Linked DNA regions of Mus musculus: region 2 is linked to region 1. Evidence: chromatin loops called from intact Hi-C (ENCODE). Cell type or tissue: heart. All regions are shown on one strand. Links, peaks and the distances in the headings refer to the core of each region. The heading gives the core; the rest is flanking DNA.

The links. A loop is a pair of places that touch in the nucleus more often than their neighbours do. Peaks named below come from ENCODE experiments on the same cell type or tissue, not always from the same donor. Only the 100,000 strongest peaks of a DNase experiment are listed, where the experiment ranks them.
Region 2: a loop joins it to region 1, with 9 times the contacts of the local background. A loop is called at or near these places in 3 of 42 quality-filtered maps.

What each region holds. Positions count from the first base shown.
Region 1 is chr11:116,731,615-116,743,613 of GRCm38, reverse strand. It overlaps Gm11735. Among named protein-coding and RNA genes, the nearest start is that of BC018473, 15 kb to the left of the region's middle. In heart, for the core only: a CTCF peak has its summit at 4,978 (motif pointing right); no DNase peak of the experiment used is centred there.
Region 2 is chr11:116,637,280-116,649,278 of GRCm38, reverse strand. Cygb (cytoglobin) reads left to right here. Exons shown (of 4, transcript NM_030206.4): 4 at 2,287-3,684. The coding sequence ends at 2,320. Among named protein-coding and RNA genes, the nearest start is that of Cygb, 11 kb to the left of the region's middle. In heart, for the core only: CTCF peaks have their summits at 5,854 (motif pointing left) and 7,906 (motif pointing right); DNase peaks (open chromatin) are centred at 3,368, 4,538, 5,318, 5,788 and 5 weaker places; H3K4me3 peaks cover 1,019 bases; H3K27ac peaks cover 2,274 bases; H3K27me3 peaks cover 246 bases.

The DNA of each region.
Region 1 (11,999 bases), core at 1,465-9,464:
CCTACACAACATTTGACAGAGCTCTTAACACTGAATGGATCTTCTGACCCAAAGTTCCAAAGTCCTTCCACAGTCCTCCCCAAAACATGGTCAGGTTGTCACAGGAATACCCCACTCTGCTGGTACCAATTTGTTTTAGTCAGGGTTTCTATTCCTACATAAACATCATGACCAAGAAGCAAGCTGGGGAGGAAAGGGTTTATTTGGCTTACACTTCCATACTGCTGTTCATCACCAAAGGAAGTCAGGACTGGAACTCAAGCAGGTCAGGAAGCAGGAGCTGATGCAGAGGCCATGGTGGGATGTTCTTTACTGGCTTGCCTCACCTGGCTTGCTCAGCCTGCTCTCTTATAGAACCCAAGACTACCAGCCCAGAGATGGTCCCACCCACAAGGGGCGTTTCCCCCTTGATCACTAATTGAGAAAATGCCTTACAGTTGGCTCTCATGGAGGCATTTCCTCAACTGAAGCTCCTTTCTCTGTGATAACGCCAGCTGTGTCAAGTTGACACAAAACTAGCCAGTACAGTGCACAAGCATGAGGACCTGGGTTCAAATCTCAGATCACACAGGCACCGGCCTGTAATCCTGATGTTCAGAAGCAGAGGATCTGTGGGGTTTGGTTGGCCAACCACAATACTCAAGTCAGTGAACAGAAGGTTCAGTGAGAAACTCTATCTAATAAAATAACATGGAGGATAAAACAGGAAAACACGTGGCCTTGCAGACACATGCCTGGCTGGATTTATGGTATGTTGTTTTTTTTTTTTTAATATGGAAGCTGAGGATCCAAACCCATAAGCTCATTCTTGCAGAGAAAGCGCTTTTACTCACTGAGCCGTCTCCTCGCCCTGCTAGTGATGTTGTGGCTGGTTTATAGAACAGCCAACCTTCATCAGGTATTCTCTGTGCAGGCGACAGTTCATACTGAACAATGACTCAAGTGCCCAGGAGATTCTGCAAAAGGCTGAGCCCCAAGGACCCATCATGACACTGTCACCCAGAGTTCACAACAAAGAGACAACCTCTGTCAGTTCAAAGAACCTGAAGAAACAGGAGAGAGAGGCATCCCAAGGAGAGCAAGGAGAGGGGAAGGAGAAGAGGAAGTTGGAGACCATAAGGCCAGCACCAGAGAATCCTCAGAGCAAGGCAGAGCCTGCTGCAAAGATGCCTGTGCCAGAATACCTGGACAAACTACCCAGAGCTCCAGGAGTACTGTCAACAAGGAAGACACCAATGGCCACAGGAGCTGTCCCAGCTAAGAAGAAAGTGGTCCAGGCTACCAAATCCCCTGCCTCTTCCCCACACCCCACCACACGAAGAAGGCAAAGGCTGAAGGCCTCTGAGTTCAAGTCTGAGCCTCGGTGGGATTTTGAGGAGGAATATAGCTTGGATATGAGCAGCCTGCAGACGGTGAGTCTGGACCTTCCCTGTGACTCTGCACTATACCACCACCCCAGGCAGCCCTTTTCCTCCTGTGGTCTACCTGACACTTAAAAATGAACCATCCTTCATCCTTCCTTTTTATAACAGCCAAAGTCAGGGAGGAGAAGGTAGGTCCAGGATTAAGGTCTGGACAACTCAGAAAGGTGTGTCTGGAAGGGACTTGTCTGGGACCCCTTTCAAGAAGACCTGAGGCAGGTCACCATTCTGTGAGAAGATATTGGGGCCAGTTCTGGGGGTCCAGTACGTCATCCCTTATTCTATAGTCATGGGACTAGCAGACAGGAAGACACAGCCTACTGTTTAGCTGCTCCCTTCCCAGTGACACTGGCATCCCTGGAAAGCCCCCTCAGATCCTTCACTGTCCTTCAGCCCTCAAGCCCATGTCACCACCCTAATCCTTCTCACCCCTGCCTTGAGGAAATACTGAAAACCTGCTTGTGTATACACACAGGACAGGGTCACAACCCAAGAGAGCAGCGCATGCCCATGTGGCTGTCAGAATTGCAAGGTGTAGCTGCTTCAGAGCTGAGAGGACCTGTTTTCTGGAACCAAGGTGACTTAGATTTGGAGACCCTGGGGTCCAGAGTGAAAGAGAGAGTAGGGAGCAGGAACTTTCAACCTGTATCCCCAGCCCAGTCTCTGTCTAATGGAACCCACCCAGCCCCTGGCTGATGCTTTCCTGGGCCACCCATTGCCTGACCTTTCCATATCTTCCTGCACATAGAACTGCTCTGCTTCTGTGAAGATCAAGGCCTCCAAGTCACCATGGCTACAGAATATCTTTCTGCCCAACATCACTCTGTTCCTGGACTCTGGACGCTTCACCCAGAGCGAGTGGAACCGTCTAGAGCACTTCGCTCCTCCCTTTGGCTTCATGGAACTCAATCAGTCCCGTGAGTGCTTACTTCAGAGTACAGGGTGGCTGGCTTCCTCTCTTGGGTTGGTTCATTTCTGGGGCTTTGAATGGAACCCTGCTGTGTTCCAGTGGTACAGAAGGTGGTGACCCGCTTCCCTCCAGTCCGCCAGCAGCAGCTCCTCCTGGCCAGCCTCCCTACTGGGTATTCCAAGTGTATCACCTGTGCTGTAGTGGGCAACGGGGGCATCCTGAATGATTCACGTGTTGGCCAGGAGATAGACAGCCATGACTATGTTTTCCGGTATGTTCTCCCTCTGTTGCCTGTAGATATGGGCTATAATGGGCGACCCGATAAGTGTCCTGTGCTGGTTTGAATTGGAATAGCCCCCATAGACTCATTTGGGTGAAAGCTTGGCCCATAGGGAGTGTCCTGATTAGGGGGTGTGGCCTTGTTGGAGTAGGCATGGCCTTGTTGGAGGAAGTGTGTCACTGTGAGGGTAGGCTTGGAGGTCTACATTCGAGCTATGTCCAGTGTGGCACACCATCTCCTTCTGGCACCTGTGGATCAAGATGTAGTACTCTCAGCTCCTTCAGCACCATGCTTGCCTGTGATCCACCATATTCCTCGCCGTGATGATAATGGACTAAACCTCTCAAAATGTAAGCCAGCTCCAATGAAATGTTTTCCTTCATAAGGGTTGGCATAGTGGTCACAGTGTCTCTTCCCAGCTATAAAACCCTAAGACATGTCCCCATATCTTTATCTAGAAAATGGAGTGTGTCTACAGCTCCTACCCCCTGATTCATCTCCACAAAAAAATGTCTCTCCTCCATTCACAGCATCTGATTCGATCTTTCTACACAAACTGAGTGGAGCCGTTATTAAAGGATATGAACAGGATGTGGGGACCCGGACATCCTTCTATGGCTTCACTGCTTTCTCTCTGACCCAGTCTATCCTCATTTTGGGTAGACGAGGCTTCCAGCATGTGCCTCTGGGAAAGGTGAGAAGGGAGGAGTGGGCGTGACCACCCAGCCCCTGAACATGGGAGACCAATGAGTGCAAATGGGCGTGGCCCCACCGTGCCTGCTCAGGGGAGAAACAAGATTGAGAATGGGCATGGCTATACAGCCCCTGGATAGGGGAGACTTATGAGTGCCTTGTGTGTGGATGGAAACTGGCTCATCCCAAACTCTGTTCACATGAGGGCAAGAGCAGTGACAACAGCCACTCAGGCCATGGGAGATTTGGGGGACAGTCACGAGTGAGATGAGGGTCGCCCTCTGTCTAGGCTCCTCAAGGCAGTGCTCCCAGACCACTTGTTGTCCTTGGTCTTCAGGACGTCTGATATCTACACTTCCTGGAAGGCACCCGGGACTATGAGTGGCTGGAAGCTATGTTTTTGAATCAGACCTTGGCAAAAACCCACCTTTCCTGGTTCAGGTACCCCTTCCCTCCTCCTGCCCTGGAAACCCTGCCAGACTGAGAAGTGACTGACTTCAAAAGGGTTAGTCAGGTGGGACTGCTTCTGTGACACTTGGAGATGGGATAGCGGTCACACAGTGACCATAACTTGGCCTCCACCGGGCCAGGTAAGAGAACAGGACCTGAGGGATCCATCTCTGGCCACAGGCATAGGCCTCAGGAAGCCTTCCGGAATGCCTTGGACTTGGATCGATACTTGCTGCTGCACCCAGACTTTCTCCGTTACATGAAGAACAGGTAAGGGTAGGAAGCCCATAGTGGGTCCGTGGGCCTCTCATCCTTTGCTGACTCCTGACAGTTGGGAATCTGGGTATTTTGAACAGGTTTCTGAGGTCAAAGACCCTGGACACTGCCCATTGGAGAATATACCGCCCCACCACTGGCGCCCTCCTGCTGCTCACAGCCCTTCATATCTGTGACAAGGTGAGCCTGCAAACCTCTGATAGGATTAGGATCGAGCATGTACACCCAAGGGCTCTGCATCCAGAGCCCAGGGCCAGGACCAGGATAAAGGGACAGAGTGCCCCAGGAGGCAGCCTCTCCAGTCCCAGTCCCTCCTCCATTTTCCTGCAGGTCAGCGCCTATGGCTTCATCACCGAGGGCCACCAGCGCTTCTCTGACCACTACTATGATACATCATGGAAACGGCTCATCTTTTATATCAACCATGACTTCAGGTTAGAGAGAATGGTGTGGAAGCGGTTGCATGATGAAGGCATCATCTGGCTCTACCAGCGCCCACAAAGTGACAAAGCAAAGAACTGACCAGGGCCCAGATCAGGGTGTTCCCCTCGACCACTTACAACACAGAATGCAAGGGCTCCTCAAATGCTCCTACCTTTTTTTCCTGGACTCAAACCTGCTCCAAGTCCTTAGACAGTCCCAAGGAGCAGCTGTTTGTGACAGGGGGTTTGGAGTCCTTTGGAAAATCACCATAGGCTCTTATGGTGATTTCTTGTTCAAACCCTACAGTTTGAATTCAACCCAAACCCCAAACAATTTAGTTCACTTTACTTTTCAAACACTCCCTTCAGATTTTTGGACTCTGGAACTCAAAATTACAGTAAAGAGCAAATGGAGGAGCTTGGTAGTGGCTGGGAGAAAAACAAAACAAAAATGAAACAAACTTCCTTTAGCGGTAATGCCCAGTAGTGTACCACAGAGCCTAGGATTTGCTCTGATAGTGCAGTAGTGAATCCGGCCGGCAGGGGGCGACAGCTGGGCGCCCAACTGCGGATTGGCCTTTTGAGGTGCTTCGCTGGAGCGGTGCTTGTGCAAAGTGGAACTGGACCAGCAATCGGGGTTCAAGACTGAGCAGTATGAAGTCCAGGAGGACGCCGCAAGTTCTTAGGTGCAGCTGAGCAGGACAAGGGTGCCTCAGGGGTTAAGAGCACATACTGCTCTAACAGAGAACCTGACTTTGGGTCCTAGAACCTATGTCAGGCAACCCACCACTGCCAATAACTCTGGTCTCAGATTCGTTGCCTCCCTCTGGATTTCACAACACCTGTCCTCTTATGCACATACCCACACAAGGACGCTTATATACACATAATTTTAAAATAAAAATAAACCTTAAGAGATAAATAAAGCTATCAGCAGAGTAAGAATCACCTTTAGTTCCATCACTGGGGAGGCAGAGGCAGGCAGATCTGTGTGCATTCCAGGCCATCCTGGTCTACAGAGGGTGTTCTAGGATAGCCAGGGCTACCCAGAGAAACCCTATTTTGAAAACAAACAAATAAACAAGAAAAACTGAAAGCAGCATGCATCGATGATGTGGTAGAGAAATATATTTTATAAGTATAGTACAGGTAATGTCGTGGCTGGTTGGTTATTTGTCAACTTGACATAAGGTAGACATGAGAAGAGGGGACCTCAACTGAAAAAAAAGCCCCAAGAAAGGGCTTCAGGTAAGCCTATATGCCATTTCCTTAATTGGTGACTGATAGTGGAGGACCACACCAATTGAAGGTGGAGCCACCCTGGGCTGGTGGTCCTGGGTTCTATAAGAAAGCGGGCTGAGCAAACCATGGGGAGCAAACCAGTAAGCAGCCCCCCTCCATGGCCTCTGCATCAGCTCCTGCCTCCAGGTTCCTGCCCTGCTTGAGTTCCTGTCCTGACTTCCTTCAGTGATGAACTGGAAGTGTAAGCCCAACGAACGCTTTCAGCCTAAATTACTTTGGGCGTGGTGTTTCATCATCACAGCAATAGTAACCCTAAGACAGGTAATATCCATGGGCTGGAGAGAGGGCTCAGTGGTTAAGAGCTCTTCCAGAAGACCTGGGTATGATTCTCAGTGGACACATGGAAGTTTACAGACATTTGTAACTCTAGTTCCAGGAGAAGCAATGCTTACTTCCAGCCTCCAATCAAGTAAAGAACATGACTCAGCGCAATAAACTCCTTAGTTGCCTCTACACACGCACTAATATATACACAGAGTATAATTCCCACCGAGTATAATTCCAATAAAAATGGCAAAATTGTTTTCTCTGGATTGAAAATTGTCCCTAAACTGACCATGAATGAATAAACAGGTAAGAACAGCCAGGAATCTGAAAAAAAAAAATCAAGTAAATGACTAAAACATACTGTAAAGTCTTTATAATTATAACAGTGCAATCCTGAAGCCGAGGCAGACAGATCTCTGTAAGTTAGAGGCCAGCCTGGTCTACATAACCAGTTATAGGCCAGCTAGAGCTATGCAGTGAGAGTCAGTCTCAAACAACAGAAGTTAAACACAGAAAGTGTGAAGACAGGAAGTGTGAACAGGAAGTGTGAACACAGGAAGTATAAGCAGAAGGAATAATGTTTCGGGTCTATAATCCCAACAGTGGAGGAGGCCCAGACAGGAGCCAGCCTAGGCTTCACAGCAAAACTTTGTCTCTGTACATAAATTAATTAGTTAATAATTCATGCAAGGAATCATAGTACAGCTGGAATATTTAAGACTTAAATACTGCATAATGGATTGGAGAGATGGTTCATCAGTTAAGCATACTTGCTGCCCTTGTAGAGGACCAAGTTTGGGTCCTAGCACCCATGCTGTGTGTTTTGAAACTGCCGGTAACTCCAGCTTCAAGGAATTCAATGACTTTTTTCATCCTTTGAGGGCACTGGACTCCACATGGTGCTGTAGAGGGATGTTAATCCAGCAACATGGCTGCTCTAGCATGGGTTCCCATCCAAAAATGTGACCTGGCTGGAATGCAGACATGCCAAACACCTTTAATCCCTCTGGCTGCAGGGCAGGCATGCCCTTAGTATACATCTTTAATCCCAAACAATGATGTCTAATTGAGGGGTAGACAAAGGGAATCAGAGAAAGATTTGACAAAATGAGTCAGACATAGGATATGCCCAACTCTCATGAGAACAGCACGAAAGAGAGGCAAGCAGGGAGAGAGAGAGAGAGAAAGAGAGTTCGGTTCAGTTCCATTCAGAGCAGAGCAGTTGAGTTTGGCGCAGTTCAGTTCAGGGAGCTCAGAGGCAGTCTTTCCAAGTAGAGCAATTCAGTCAGAAGCCAAGAGAAGCCAATTTGAATCAGTCAGCTTGGAGAGGAGTTTGAGGCAGAACAGCTGAGTTGAACTAGCCAGCCAGAGTTTAGAAAGAGCTAGAAAGAGTGAGTTTGTCCAGCAGCAAGTCTTAGAGGATGAACTACTCTAGGCCTAGATTAGCAGATGGAGGCTGGAAGCTGAGGCCTTCAAGGTCCAGGCTTGTAGAAGATTAGATTGTATGGAGGCTAGCAACTTCCAGACCTAGGCCCAGGGATAGATAATACAGAGATAGAAAGACTCTGGACTCAGCGCAAGCCATGTAACAGAATAGTTTGGGTACGGCTCTCATCCCCTCATCAGAGGAAATAAAAGCGACGTTTCCATGGTGCATACAAACAGGAACATAGAAATATACACATAAATAAAAGTAAACATTTTTTAAAATTGAAAACCTATCCATTTAAAATAAATTAAAAACACCGTTAAAAAGTGGAGAAGGTGGACATAGGACTTAAACTCTAATAAATAGAATGTTCCTCCCACTTCCTTCTGAATCTAGTATTTAATTATATGTTTGTTTGTTCCCTTGAGACAAAGTCTTTCTATATAAGCTTGGCTGCCCTAGAACCCTCTATGTAGACTATGTTGGCTTCAAACTCACAGAGATTTTCCTGTCTTTGCCTCCCAAGCACTGAGATTATAGGTGTGCACCATTACAGCTGCCCACCTTTATGTTCTTTTATCTATAGGATTAAGAACCCACAAAATGGGCCCTGTGTTCCCTAGTAAACAATGGTATTGAGTGGGGATATTAACATGAAGGATGGTTTTAGATAGAGGACAGATAGAATTATATGTGTATATTTGTATGTATATCCATGTGTGTGCATTCATGTGTGTATACACACATATATACATGTGTGTGGGTATTCATATGTGTGTATTCATACATGCGTGCTCATGTATGTATCCATGTGTGTGCGTTCATGTGTGTATACACACATATATACATGTGTGTGGGTGTTCATATGTGTGTATTCATGCATGTGTGCTCATGTGTGTATGTGCATTCATGTGTGTACTTGTGAATGTGTGTTCATATATGTGTATTATATACATGTGTATTCATGTGTGTATCCATGTATGTGTTCATGAGTGCATCTATGCCTGTGTATATTCATGTGTATATGTTCATGTATATGTTCCTGTGTATGTTCATGTGTGTATATTTATGTGTGTACATTCCTGTGTATATATATTTATATGTGCAAATATTCATGTGTGTATATGAATTTACCTACATATGACTCTGTTTAAATCTGTCACCTTGAAGCAGGAAGAAAAGGAAGGGAAAACTGGGCTGAGTAGGAAGAGAAAAGGAGACCCTTAGTCAGCAGTGGTGGCGAACGCCTTTAACCCCAGCACTCAGGAGGCAGAGGTGGGCAGATCTCTGTGAATTCCAGGACTGCCTGGTCTACAGAGTGAATTCCAGAACAGCCAGGGTTAAACTGAGAAACCCTATCTTTTTTGTTGTTGTTGCTGTTTTTCAAGACAGGGTTTCTCTGTGTAGTCCTTGCTGTCCTGGAACTCACTCTGTAGACCAGGCTGGCTTCGAACTCAGAAATCTGCCTGCCTCTGCCTCCCGAGTGCTGGGATTAAAGTACTTCCTGGAGAAACCTTGTTTTGAAAAACAAAAGAATAATAAATAAAAATAAAATTTAAAATTGGTGGGTTTTTTAAAATGTTGTTTAATTTGCTGCCCTCACCCAATTTAGTGTGTGTGTATCTTTGTGTATGGTGGGTGTGGTTGTGTGTATATGGTAGGTGTGTGGTATGTGGTATATATGTGATATGTGTATATATGTGCTTATGTGTTATGTGTGTGTATCTGGTGTGTGTGTGGTGTGTGTGGGTATGTGGGTGTGGTGTGTGTTTAGTGTTTATGGTTTATGTGTGTATGTGGGGGGGGTGTAGGTGTAGTATATTTGTGGTATATGTGATGTCTGTGGTGTGTGTATGTGTGGTGTGTGTGGTGTGTATGTGGTATATGTGTGCATGGTATGTATGTGTGATGTGTGTGCAAGTGATGTCTGTGGTGTGTGTGTGTGTGTGTGTGTGTGTGTGTGTGTGTGTGTGTGTTTCATGCTGCCTGTGTAGAGGTTAGAGGAAAACCTGGAAGAGTCGGCTCTTTCCCTCTACCATGAAGGTCTTAGGGAAGTGAGTGCCTCAGTCCGCTGAGCCATGTCAGTGGTTAATTTAGTCTTTTTAAAATCAGAGTCAAGAAGTAAGGAAGAATAGGAGGTACAGGGAGGAGGGGGAGGAGGAAGAGAGGAAGGGGGAGGAGAAGAACAAGGGGGAAGCAAGGAAGGGGGAGGGGAGGAGACGGAAAAGCAACAGAAGGAGGGGGAGGAAAGAGAGGAGGAGGACAGGGAAGAAGAAGAGATGAAGGCAGAGGAGGAGGGGAGGGAGGAGGAGAAACTGCAGCAGCAATCCAGGAGCCTCGCTGAAGGAGTTTCTTCCACCAAACCCCACATAACCTGAGAATGAATGTAACTGGTCTCAGGAGCAAATTCCAACCAACTCAAACAGGAACGGATGCTAATATGAACATGAAACGAAAACTATCGACAAATAACGGTCGATGGGACCTAGAAATCAGAAGTCACAGTTTCACACCTATCCAATAACTTACACATTATTCACGTATAAAATAAATAAATTTCTTTTAGGCTGGCGAGATGGCTCAGTGGTTAAGAGCACTGACTGCTCTCCCAGAGGTCCTGAGTTCAGATCCCAACAACCACATGGTGGCCCACAGCCATCTGTAATGGAATCTGGTGACCTCTTCTGGTGTGTCTGAAGACAGCTACAGTGTACTCATATAAATAAAATAAATAAATCCTTTAAATTTTTTTCTTTTAAAGATTTATTTATTTATTGTAGTATATGAATGAGTACACTGTAGCTATCTTCAGACACACCAGAAGAGGTCATCCGATATCATTACAGATGCTTGTGAGCCACGGTGTGTTTGCTGGGACTTGAACTCAGGACCTCTGGAAGAGCAATAAGTGCCCTTAACCGCTGAGCCATCTCTCCATCCCCCAAATAAATAAATCTAAAAAAATAAATAAATAAATAAATAAAAATAAATAAAAAATAAAAAAGGTGGGCTGGTGAGATGGCTCAGTGGGTAAGAGCACCCGACTGCTCTTCCGAAGGTCCAAAGTTCAAATCCCAGCAACCACATGGTGGCTCACAACCATCCACAACAAGATCTGACTCCCTCTTCTGGAGTGTCTGGATAGCTACAGTGTACTTACATATATTAATAAAATAAATCTTTAAAAAAAATAAATAAAATAAAATAAAATAAAAAAGGTTAAAAAGAAAAGAAAAGCTGGATTTCCAAGGGTCCCAAGTGGCTAACTGGGCCTAAGTTCAGAAGGGAACCTGGTAGCCATTGGATGCCTGCTAGGTCGTGCCTCAGTTCTCTCACGCTCTTCCTGGAATAACCACAAGATGAACTCTTGTAGCCATCGCCTGGGCATGTTCCTGTGTCAGCTGCCAAGATAAACAGGCTCTGGAAAGTTCTATTTTGCCACCAGGACCTGACCTGCTCTGACCTGCAGTCAGCCAATCAGGACCGAGTATTTGCTATTCCTTGACACCTCTCATGACAGAGCTGACCTGGTGGGATCCAGAGGCCAGGACTTTATAGGAAATAGCCCCTCTTTGGTCCTGTAGATCATGATTTTCTTTGGGACTCTGCTCTCCCTCCCTCCTTCCTTTTGCTTGTCTGGTGTGTGTGTGTCCATATGTTTATGTGTGTCAGTACACATAGTACTTACAACCATCCAGGACTCCAAGTCCAGTGGGTCTGTCCGCTTCTGGTCTCTGAGGGCACCAAACACTCATGTATGAGTACACTGTAGCTGTACGGATGGTTGTGAGCCTTCATGTGGTTGTTGGGAATTGAATTTAGGACCTCTGCTCACTCCAGCCCAAAGATTTATTTATTATTATAAATAAGTAGACTGTAGCTGTCTTCAGATGCACCAGAAGAGGGCACCATGTGGTTGCTGGGATTTGAACTCAGGACCTTTGGAAGAACTCTTACCCACTGAGCCATCTCGCCAGCCCCTTACACTTCATTCCGGTGTTGCACTTTTGACCTTTTTGTTAATTGAGATGATATCATGTAATATGAAACTGATCAGATCATATTCTATCACTCATTAGATTTAATGTACGATTTTCCGGCTCCACTTGTCTCTCCCATAGGGTCAGAGAGAGAGTGGGCAAAGGCCCTTGCCTTGAAGCCTGAAGACTTGAGTTCAATCTCTGAGACCTGCATGGTAGAAGGAGAGAAAGGACTATCACGATGAGTTATGTTGTGACCTCACACCATGGCATATGTACACACACACACACACACACACACACACACACAGTTTCCTGATTTATAGTCAAATTCCAGCACTCAGGAAGCAGAGGCAGGAAGATCACCGGAAGTTTGAAGCCTGCCTGGTCTACCTAGTGAGTTTTGGGTCAGCCAGGGCTACATGGCAGCACTCCGTTCAGAGGGGGAAGAGAGCCCAACCAACCAACCAACCAACCAGTCAACCAACTAAATAAATAATGTACAGTAAATGTGCTGTGTGTTTGTCTGGCTGTCACGTTCTGACTGCATAAACTCAGGTGTGGTAATG
Region 2 (11,999 bases), core at 1,945-9,944, 95 kb after region 1:
GGAGCGGGTGAGGGTGGGCTGGGCAGCCTCCCTGCGGTGTCCTCTCTTGTCCCCCCGGGCTTCCCATCTCTCCTGGGACCAGGAACCCTTCAGGCTTGCAGACACATTGAAAAGCAGACACAAGGCAGAGGGCCTGTGAGACAGCGCCCTTCTCACTGCAGGCCAGCTCCTGTCCAGCCCTGACTCTTGGCTACACAGAGCTGTGAACTCCAAGTAGATTTATCTGGGCAGTGCTTCTCCTTGTCTGGAGCAGGGAGAGTTCAGATCAGCCAAGGTTATGATGATTTCCCGGCAGGGCGATGGCTCCTCAGGCTCAGAGCAGAGTGGGCCAACTACACCCTTCCTCCCTGATACCAATCCTATAGGCCTGTTTCCCATTCACAGTGACCAGTCTGTACTTCCATCCACCGTCTGCCTTAACAGAGCTGGAGCCAGGAAGGTCACGAGGACACATACACATGCCCAGCCCACAAGGGACCTACACGGGTGTCACGCCCATGGACAAAACTAGGGGGATATTTACTTCCAGTCTGACCAGTGGAAGGCTTCCACTTCTAGGCTCCGACAGGGTGGCCGGACTCAGTGACTCCTTGCTGGCTGGAAGCGCCAGCGAGGGCTGGGCTGGCCTTCGAATGTGGCCGGCGGCTGGGAACACTCAGACCCCCCTAGACCTCCAAGAGGGAGCTGAATGGAAGGGCAGAGGCAGAACTGAAGGAGGAAGGAGGAGAGCGGAGGCGGGAACAGGAACCAGGGGTCAGCCAGCGGCTTGAGACACGTGTTGTAGAGAAATATTCCCAGCAGTTTCCCATGGAAAAGGCTCTTCTAAGGCCCCCGTGCCACCTCCTGTTTACGGGCCTCCCTGCCCAGCTCTGCAGAGGTCACCAGGGGCAGGGAGAGGCTGGGTCTGCTGCCCTTCCTGCCACTGACCAACCAGTCCACTCGTGCCTCTTCCCAATATCAGCAGCTCCCCAGGAGAGCAGACAGAGTTCTCAGGAATTGTTCCTTGCCTCCAGGTCAATTCCAGATGTGTACAGCTGGACCTAGCCTGCCCCCCAGACCCTGGAGTTTTACCTGCCAGAGAAGGGCATTGGCCAGGCTGGAAAACTGAGGTTACCTCCGGTTGCCACTGAAAGAGACCAGGGAGGAGACTGGAAGGGGAGATGTCAGAGGGGCTCACCCCCCACCCCCACCCCCACCTCTCCCCCCACCTCTCCCCCCACCTCTCCCCCCCCCCCAGGCAGGCGCTGCAGCCTGAGATGAGTTTGTTTACAGCCACGGACACAAGACTTCCTGCTTTTGGAGAAAAGAGCTTTTTACAGGGCCTAGAGGGACTGCAGGGAAGAGCTGGCCAGCCAGCCCCAGTGAATCAGAAACACATGGCCAGAGAGCTCCCCCGCCCCTCCTGCCCCAGCTGGACCCCAGGGACTTAGTTCTAGCCAAACCTCAAGCGCCTGTCCCCCTTTGGTCCTAGTAAGCTGAATGAGGGTAGATGATGAGGCGCCAGACACCCCAGGGCTTAGCCACCTCTCCCCACCTCTCCCCGGGGCCTGAGCACCCACACGGGGTCTCCCTAGCTGTCCCATTGGGATCTTCTTCTCCTCCCTTAACAGCCATCATCCCCATCTCTGGTGTCCTGGGGGCCTAGGCATGGGCCACGGCCTGTGAGACCCCACCTACTGGCGGGATCTCCTTGCCTCACAGGGCAGGGTGGAGTCTCAGGGCCAACTTCTAGAAGGGCCCTGTCCAACTTCTCTTATCAGGGAAACAGAGTGAGCCAGACCACACTGTTTATTGAACTGTCTCTGCTCCGGGCTGTGTGACTCTGTGTGGGTGGAGGGGTTCTGGGACGGGGCTAAAAGGAGTTTCATGGATGAAGACATTACCACACAGAAGCCAGGGAGCACTCGCTCTGCTGCGCCAAGCAGCACAGCCTATTTCCAGATGAACGGAAAACAAGTTCAGGCTGGCTCTCCCTGTGACATCGTAGAGTGTGTGACATCGTAGAGTGTGTGAATCGCTTCTGTCCTCAGTGGGCAAGCATATACGACGCCGGTCGCATTTTAGAGGGACAGATCCAGGCCCCTTGTGGGCCACCCAACTGGCTTGAGGTAGCACAGTGAGGTTGGAGGTAATGGGGGGTTGTGCAGCGGTGTTGGGTCTCTCAGCAGAAAGGGTCCCATCCCAAGACCCCCAAGTCACCTCTCCCGGTACCTCAGGTGTCCCATCATCCACCTTTCCCCACTGACCCCTGTAACCTGTTACCTTCATCTCCTGTCTCATCCACAGCCCACCAGCCACTCTGCCCTCTTCAGGGCCGTAAGACCCCTCCCAGCTCCCCCCTCCCTGGCAGCACTTTGGGCAGAAGGCCGACTTCTGAAGACACGCATTGACCTTCCATTTCTGGGTGCCAAGGAAGCTGGAGGAACCCCTGACTCGACTTCCCGAAAGGAGGCCTTCATCATGGCTGTGGTCCCCCCAGGCTACTGGGAGGTGGGGCTGGATCCCTGGATGCTGAATCTAGCAGAGGGGAATCCCTCTGCCTCACAGCAGGGGCACACTCTTCTTAGCTTTTTCTACTGACTGTTAGAGAGGGACCTGGCAAAGTGGCCGGTGGGAAGCGAGGACAAGCCCGTGAGTCACTTCAGAAAGGAACTATCCCTGCTTCACTCTGCCCGCCAGCATGCAGGTTCTCCTCGCCATCTCTAGAGCATCACGCACACACATCTACCATATACACAGATATATTCTATATACTATCTATATATAAATATATATAACACACACGTACATATCTATCGAGTGCGCCTGCAGGCCCAGAAGCCTAGGTCTTGCCCAGCCGTGGGAGGCCAGAAGAGTCCTGGCCATCTTTCTGGGCAGCTCTACCGGGAGCAGGGTGAAAGCTGGCAACAGCACAAGAGGAGGGGCCAGGTGGGAGAGTTGGGGTGAGTCAGCTTGCTCCTACAGCTCAGTGCCCTGCATTCCTGCCCTACCCCCACAAAACAAGAGAATCCCAGAGCTTGGGAGGCGGAGGAAGGACAATCGTTGCGTCTGAGGTCAGGTGGTCATCTACCTGGTCTCCACGGTGGTGAGTTTCAGGCTAGCTGGGGCTACACAGGAAGACCTCGGGTCAAACGGAAGAAAAAAAAAAAACATAAAGATCTGGCTCCCCTCTCCTCTCCTCCCCTCCCCTCCCCTCCCCAAGGGTTTGCCTGACTGGCTTGTCCTGGAAAGGGCAAGGATCAGGGCACACACCAAGAGTTCAGGAGATCCCAATGGGATGTTGGCCAGTGTATGTGTCCGGTATATGGGGGTGGGGGTGAGGGGCAGCCTCAGTGTGGAGCCCTAGAATGTCAGCCTCACCTGCTCACTTCAGACAGCAGCCAGGCCACAGGACGGGGGCTGTCCTCACACCCCTCAGCAGACCAGGGCCTCTCTCTCCTGCCCTCCTCTGGGGCCACCTGCTCACCCTCTCCACATAGTCTCCTTAACATTGCTGGGAACCCCGTGTGTACCCCTTGGTCACGTGTACTGTCCTGGAAGATGTCTTACTGCTGTGGCTACCGTGCCTGCGTCCCCTCTGGTCCCACCCTCGCACAGCCTTCCTGTAACTGCCTGTCTTTTGTAGTTTCTGATGTTTGTAACCAGATCCAGCTGTGTCATTAAACCAGGTCTGTTCTTCCTGTCTCTGGCCTCTGCTTGATCTTTTCCTCCTGGACCTGCCGTCACCCCTCTCTCCCCTCAGCAGTTCTAGCTAAGGGTGGTTTCATTGAAAACAGTTCCATTGAGGGAACCCCTTCCCTTGTGCTGGCTCTAGCTGCTCCTGGGTGGGGCACTCTGAGTTGGACTGTCGATTGCTCAGAGGCTAAGAAAAAAAGGGCAGAAGTTGGATTTTATAGGAGCAAGGGATGGGTCTGTCTTACTAAAACTTCAGAGAAGCTAGGACTATCTGGTTTAGAGCTTTCTTGGGAGGTTGAGGCGGGGTGGGGGTGGGGGTGGGGGTAAGTCACAAGTTTAAAGCCAGCCTGAGCCACTTAGTAAGTCCTTATCTCAAAATAAAAAATAAAGAAAGCTGAGGGTCCAGCTCAGGGCAAGAACATTGGCCTGGCCATACCCAGGCCCTAGGTTTAATCTCCAGAAATAAATAAATAAATAAATAGATAAATAAATAAATCAGTGCCTTTTGGATTTTGTCCAGGAAATCTGGCAAGGACAGGGTCAGTGTGGGATAAAGGGAGTGTTGTCAGAGCTGGGCTTGGTAGCACACATGTGTCATCTGAGCACCCACCAGACGGGGAATGGAGGATTACAAGTCAGAGGACAGCCTGGGCTACATGATAAGCCCCTGCCTCAAAAAGGGGTGGGGTGGGAGTACTGTCCAGCTGTCCATGCAGACGGGCCCTGGTCGTGTACACTAGTGACATAGCCAAAAATTAAACCTCAACCTTCTAGGCCTGCGCACAGACATTTCACTCGAGATGCTGAATAGGCCCCGATGCTTCCGGGATCAGCCCTTGGGTACAGCAGAAAAGGAGCCCTGCTGGAATTAACCTTCAACCCTAAGCTCTCAGCCCAGAAACTCTTCCCAAGCCCCGCTGAGCAAGGCCTGTCCATCCCCCCATAGCAATGGTCACAACAGCAGCATCAAGTCTCTGAGGAGAAACCAAGGAGGTCACCATAGGGAGGGGTACAGGAGAACCGGAAACCGCTTCTGCCCCTTGGGAGGGCTTCAGGCTGTCTGAGAGGACTCAGCTAACAAGGGGAAAAGTCTTGTCTCCCAGTTCCTGCACTTGAATGTAGGCCGCTCCTCTCTTCATCTCCTGGGCGCCTGGCACAGCAGAGAACTCGCTGGAAATCCAAAGAATAAATAAATAGCAGTCTTAGAAAGCAACACAAACACACGGGCCAAGAGTGAGCCGGGAACCGGAGGAGGATGCAGGGTGCTGAGAGGGCAGCGCAGGCCAGGCCTTTCCAGAGAGAGAGCATGCCAGACTGGTGGCCTCCGAGTTCACACTCAGTCGGCGGCGCTGCTGTGTGACTCTGGGCAAGAGAGCAAATCTTTCAGAGCTTCCATTTGAAAATAGGAAGCCCGGTGTGGTGATGCTCCCAACACTGGAGAGGCCGAGGAAGAAGGACTACAAAGCAAGACACAATGTTAATTCCTTTAAGCAAAAGTCGGCCTTGCAAGACAGTGGGAGGAGCATGGGGGCGGGGTGCAAGAAAGGTGTTCGGAACGGGGCGGGCTGGCCAGACTCTGAGAACCAGGAGAGCCGAGGACAAACTGAGCCGCTGAGCAGGAATCCCGTGAGAGACACTGGGAGGAGATGGAGAAGGGTGGGGGGTGTACCATGGCAACAAGAAAAGGCCGGGAGCCTCTGAGCCTCCTGATCCCTGAGGTCCAGCCAGAGCTGGTTGGTGGAGTGTCAGCAGGTCAAGATAGAGCGTCATCTCCGAAAAGGCCTCCCCACACAAGTCTTGAGAATGGCGTGGGTGGAAATCTGGAGCTATCCTGGAACCTGCTATTGAGAACTCTCCCTGATCCCTACCTTCTAGAGAGGACGTGCACCATCACCCCCCACGGACCGGGGATGCTGAAGGAATAGGGGGGGGGGGGTGCAGGCGACTCCTGGTTTTAGGCCTGTGCAGGGACGATGCCTGGGCTTTTGTCCTGTGTTCTACAAGTAGTCAGCCTTCTTAGTGAGAGGCAGAGCAACTGGGTCAGCTCCCCCTGGCGAGATCAAGCTGAGAGCCACGGGGGGTGTGGGCATCGAGCGAGCGGGGAGCATCACAAGGAGACTGCCACCTCTTCCCTGACAAAGAGGCCCCCAGTACAGCTCCACAGCGACCCCTGCTGGCACTATCCAGGAACTTCATCCAAGAAAGCATCCATCTCTAGCCCGCCAGCTTCCTGGCTCCACATTACACCATAAGGGAGGCAGCCTTACTGGGACCTGAGATGATGCAGACTCCAAGAGCTTTCCTCAAGCACAGGAATCTCAACACAATGCAATAAAAAGCAGAAGATGCAGAAAAAACAAAAACAAACAAACAAACAAACAAAAAAGGGCTGTGGTGACCCTTGCTTAGAAACGCAGGCAGATCCCTGGGGCTTGCTGACCAGCCTTGCTTAACTGATGAGCCCCAGGTCCCTGGAGGAAGACTGTGTCTCATAACAGAAGTGGGTGACTCCAGAGAGACTATATCTGAGGTTGCCCTCTGTCCTATACACAACAAAAGAAATGAGAGAAGCTGGGGAGAGGGGATGGCGAGGGTGGGGGAGAACACGGAAGCCTATGCAGCACTCGGGGAGGCTGACAAAAGGGGACCACTTTAAACGCAAAAGCAGCCTAGGCTACAGTAAGACCCTGTCTCAAAAAACCAAACAGGAAACTTTGCAGTTGGCTTTTGTCAACTTGACACAAGCTGGAGTCATCTGGGGAGAGCCTGTGGGCAAGCCTGGGTGACATTTTCATGATTAGGGATTGGTGTGGAAGGACCCCGCCCACTGTGAGCAGTGCCATCCGCCTTCAGTCCCAGCTCTTGGGAGGCAGAGGCAGGTGGATTTCTGAGTTCAAGGCCAGCCTGTTCTACAGAGTGAGCTCTAAGACAGACAGGGCTACACAGAGAGACTCTCTATCAAAACAAAACAAAGAAAAAGCAATGAGAAGAAAGCAGACTGAGTAAGCCATGAGGAGCCAGCCAGGAAGCAGCACACTCCACGACCTCTGCATCAGCTCCTGCCTCCAGGTTCCTGCCTTGACTTCCCTTTATTGAACTGTTGGTAGCTTTAATTTTTTTAAATATTTATTTTATTTATTTTATGTATATCAGTATACTTTAGCTGTACTGATGGTTGTGAGCCATCATGTGGTTGCTGGAATTTGAACTCAGGACCTTCAGAAGAACAGTCAGTGCTCTTAACTGCTGAGCCATCTCACCAGCCCTTGATTTCCGTTTATGAAGGATTGAAATAAACCCTTTCCTCCCCAGGTTGATTTGGTCATGATGTTTATCAGAGCAATAGAAAGTCAACTATGGCAGGCGGCCTCACCTTAGGGGCTGGCCAACATAAATAATCCAATGCTGTTCTCCATTGGCACGTTGCCTGTAAACAAGAGGGGATCTGCTGTGCCCCAGGCCTGCCCAGGGCAGGGAGAGTAGAAGTTCTGCTGGGCCTTAACCAAGGTGCCCAGTTTGATGCAACCAGGTCAAAGGGCAGTTTAGGAAGACAGCAACAACAGACTTCAGGCCTGCCTGTGTGGCTTTGGCTTCATGCTCTTCCAGCAGCCTGGGAAGGTGACCTGTGCCTGTTTCACCAACAGCTTCAAGGAGGCCCAGGAGCTCAGCTGGCAACACCTATGGCTGCCACCTTCAGACCTTGCCAAGAACTGAGAGTGGTGCCCAGCAACCTGGCCCATATGCTGGCCTCTCTGCCAGGGCCTCCGTACAGCTGTCCAGCAGAGCCCATATTTCTCTGTTTTCAAGGAAAGGACAGTCTAACACCTCACTCTTCCTCGGTACCCCAATCTCAGTACATCCACTCTGCCCACGTTTAGATGCCACTAAAGTGCATTTTTAGAAAGAGCAGGAGGAAGGAAGAAAGGAAGGAAAGAAGGGAGGGAGGGAGGAAGGGAAGGAGAGAGGAAGGAAGGAAGGAAGGAAGGAAGGAAGGAAGGAAGGAAGGAAGGAAGGGAGAGAGAGAGGGAGGGAGGAAGGGAGGAAGGCAGGAAGGCAGGAAGGCAGGAAGGAAGGAAAAAAGAAAAAGAAAGTGAGAGAGAGAGAGACCTGCATAAGTGTTTGTTTTCTTCTTGGAGACACAACAGCTTTGCAAAGTCATTAAGACCAACAACCAAACATGGTACCTCCTGTTGTCCATGTCCCATGCAGGGCCCGAGGAGGCCAAAAGAGGGCGCTAGATACCCTGGAACTGGAGTACAGACAGGGGTGAGTAGCGGGAACCAAACTGGTTCTTTGCAAGAACAGCAAGTGCTCTTAACCACTGAACCATTTCTCCAGTCCCAGGTGAGGGGCTTTTGTGGCCTGGAATCAAGCCCGTGGTCTCCTCAGTCACAGAGACCCTTACCTGACCGATCCCACTGGAGTCCTCATTCTTCACAGTTTGATTCTCTTCAGCCTCAGCTCTCTCCCCACCACAGGGCAACAACCCCTGACCCATCTTCTCACCAATGGAGGTGGTGCTGTTTCTCTCAGGCTGCTCTGACCTCCCTTCCAGAACCTTCCTTCACAGCCTTTCTGTGAAAGTACGTTCTTTGGGTGTTTCGAGAACAAGCCTGGCTGAGTACTGTGGTGGCCATACCTTGGGAGACTTGAGGGGATGAGCTCACCCCTCAAGACCCTTGGTCCTAATGCCTCACCTTTGACACTTGGGGCTTGCTGCTGCAAGGTCATGTGACCAGATTCCCAAACACATGGCAGAGAAGGCCGATGTTTAGACAGAGGGTTAGCAATGGAGATGGTAAGAGACAGAGACAGCACATCCAAGAACGGTTTTCTTTGTCTTTTTAATATTTATTTATTTATTTGAGACAGGATCTCACTGTGTCTTCACTGGTCCAGGTTGGTCTTCAACTTTCAGCCCTTCTCCCTCAGCCTCTGAAATGATAAGATCATACAGACCCTCCATGACATTCAGCTTTGAGATTAAATTTTGAGGCTGATTTAACATGTTTCCTGATGTGGGGTGGGGGTGGGGGTGACAGAGGAGAGCAGAGGTGACTTCGGGCTTATCATTTCCAAGGGAAATAGCCAAATAGCCATCAAGAGCGGGTCTGCGCATGAGTTCCGTGCAGTTGGATCCTTCATCCCAACACAAGCATCTCAGAGGTGCAAAGGCTGGGATTTCAGCTCAGGACCGGATGGGATCAACGAGGAGACCAGAGGAAACCATGTCCTCTTCTGGGAGGGGGGGAGGAGGGAGAAGGAGGACCAGGGAGAGGGCAGAGGCCCTGAAGCTGTGTTAGAGCTTAGCATCTACTGCTTTGCAGACAGATGGCGGGGTGGGGACCTTAAGCCCTGACAAGGCTGCCTTGGAAGAAAGCCTTCGTGGGGGTGGGGGGCAACGGTGGTGAGAGTACAGAAGAGATGAGCCCAAGAATACATGGATGGTGTCAGGGGGCAGTCTGCACCAATAAGAAGCCTTGGTCTGCACCAATGAGAGCCTTGGTCTGCACCAATGAGAGCCTTGTCAAGAAAGGGTGGAGAAGAATCAGATGGAAAGAGGGCAAGGGGCGTCCATAGGAAAACAAGAGGAGTGCCCTGCCCATGTGGGCACTGATCAAATGTGCTAAGCACTGGGATATATGTCTTACCATCTGGGGATCTAGGGAGCCCAAGATCAGGGGACCAGCATGTTTGCTGTGTGTGCAGTGGGAACACTTTCTAGTTCATGGATGCTCCTTCCCTGTGACCCTGATCCGCCTGCCTTCATCTTCCCAAGTTCTTCCATTGCAGGCGTGCACCACCATCCCGGGTTTCAGGGGCTCTTTCATAAAGGCCCCGATCTGCCCATCATGATGGCTCACACCATAATTCCTACAATTTGGTAGACTTGGGTGAGAGGATTACCACAGGTTCCAGGCCAGCTTGGGCTACCTAGTGAGTTCTAGGACAGTCTGGGCTATATAGCAAAATGCTATGCCTTAGCTAGGGTTACATTGCTGTGAAGAGACACCATGACCAAAGCAACTCTTATAAGGACAATATTTAATTGAGGCTGACTTACAAGTTCAGAGATTCAGTCCCTTATCATCATGGCAGGAAGCAAGGTAGCATCCAGGAAGGCCTGGTGCTGTAGGAGCCAAGAGTTCTCTATCTTCATCAAACAGAAGCCGGGAGCAGACTGTTTTCAGACAGCTAGGAGGAGGTTCTCAAAGCCCACCCCCACAGTGACACACTTCCTTCAACAAGGCCACACCTTCTAATAGTGCCACTCCCTGGGCCAAGCATAGTCAAACCACCACACCTTATCGTTTTTAAAAATACATTTTTTTAAATGTGCATGACTGTTTTGCCTGCAAGTGTGTCTGTATACCACATGTGTGCCTGGCACCCTAGGAGGTCAGAAGAGGGTGTCCAACACAGGTGCTGGGAACTGAACCCAGGTCCTCTACAAGAGCAACCGGTGCTCTAACCACTGGGCCATCGTCTCTCCAGTCCCATAGTCCTTTACATCCTTATGTGCAGCTTTAATAGACTTCAGCAGGATCGTCAAAGGTGCTGTACGATCAGTACAAGAAATCTAGGGGAAAAGAAACCACACAACGATCATGTCTAAGAAGCAGGCAGAATCCAGCCTGAAGCACTGGAATTGTCAAGGCCAGAACAACAGACATCACGGGTGAATCCGATGTCCCAGAAGTGACAGGTGCAGAATCCTCCCATCTTTCCCTGCCACGCCCCCCCCAACCTTTTGCATTTGCCCAGAATTGTGTTACCTACACATTCTATCAAGTCAGGCTTACATCCTACCTAATGGCTTTAGTAAGACTCTTGGGGAATCAGAAAGATGTCTCCCGGGACTGTGCAGTGAGTGGGTTTACATTCATGGGGACATTCCTTACGTACATGGGGACAATAACCATATATAGGGGCTGGGGAGATGGCTCAGTTGACAGCCACACAAGCAGGAGGACCTGAGCTGCAACCCCAGCACGCCTATAACCCCAATGCTAGATGGGGCAGGAATGTCCCCGGGGCTTGCTGGCCAGCCAGTCTAGTGGGATTAGCGTGCTCCAGGTCAAGGAAGACAGCAGGCATTGACCTCCAGCCTCAACGTGCCCTCCTATGGTGCTTTGTCTGAGGGTGTCCCTGTAAGCTTGTACATTTGAGCATTTGGTCCCAAGTTGGTGGTGCTGTTTGGGGAGGTTTTGGAGGCGTGGTCTTCTTGGAGGAAGCAGGCCAGTTCTGAGAGTCAGGAGACTCCATCATCCACGATGGATGGCCCGGGTGTCTGTGCTTTGTGCTTATGATAAAGGATATGAGAGCTCACCTCTTCCCCAGGATCTGTCATAAGTGTAAGCCCAAAGAACCCTGGTCATACAGCTAAACACACACACACACACACACACACACACACACACACACACCAAACAAGCACAGTGTGTAAGAGACTCCACAGAAGCCCAGGTGTGGTAACAAGAGGATTACCAAGATCAGCCTGGGTTGAAGCAAATTCCAGGGATTTGAAGTGAGTCCCTAAAAAACTAGGCATGGCGGTGCCCACCTTTATCCCCAACACTCAGGAGGCAGAGACAGACAGGCCAGCCTGGTCCCCGTGCCAGTCAGCAAGGTTGAGATCTTATCTCAACAAAAAGAAAAAGTAAAAAAGCTAACCCCTGAAGAAAAGCTAGCCATGAGACCTGATGGAGGCGAGCCCCCTCCCGTGTGGCCTGAGGGGTGATCCTGAGTTGTCGGGAGAGGCCAGTGCAGGTCCGGGATCAAGAGCATAGGCTCCATTGGTCCACAAGAGATGAAAATGTACTTACTATATTTCAGCTGGTCATCAGAATCAAGCCTTCGGGAGAGCCAAGTGGATTTGTTCACACAGGCATCAACCAGCCAACAGCTTAGTGATTCACACCTGTAGTCCCCATGCTCAAGGGATTGAGGCAGGAGGATGGCAATCACCCTGGAATAGTTGTGAGCCACCACATGAGCTCTGGGATGAACTCTGGTCCTCTGGAAGAGTAACAAGTGTTCTTTTCTTTCTTTCTTTTTTTTTTTAAGATTTTATTTATTAATTTATTATATGTAAGTACACTGTTGCTGTCTTCAGACACTCCAGAAGATGGAGTCAGATTTCATTACGGATGGTTGTGAGCCACCATGTGGTTGCTGGGATTTGAACTCCGGACCTTCGGAAGAGCAGTCGGGTGCTCTTACCCACTGAACCATCTCACCAGCCCCTTTCTTTCTTTTTTTAAGATTTATTTATTTTATGCATATGAGTACACTGTTGCTGTCTTCAGACACACCAGAAGAGG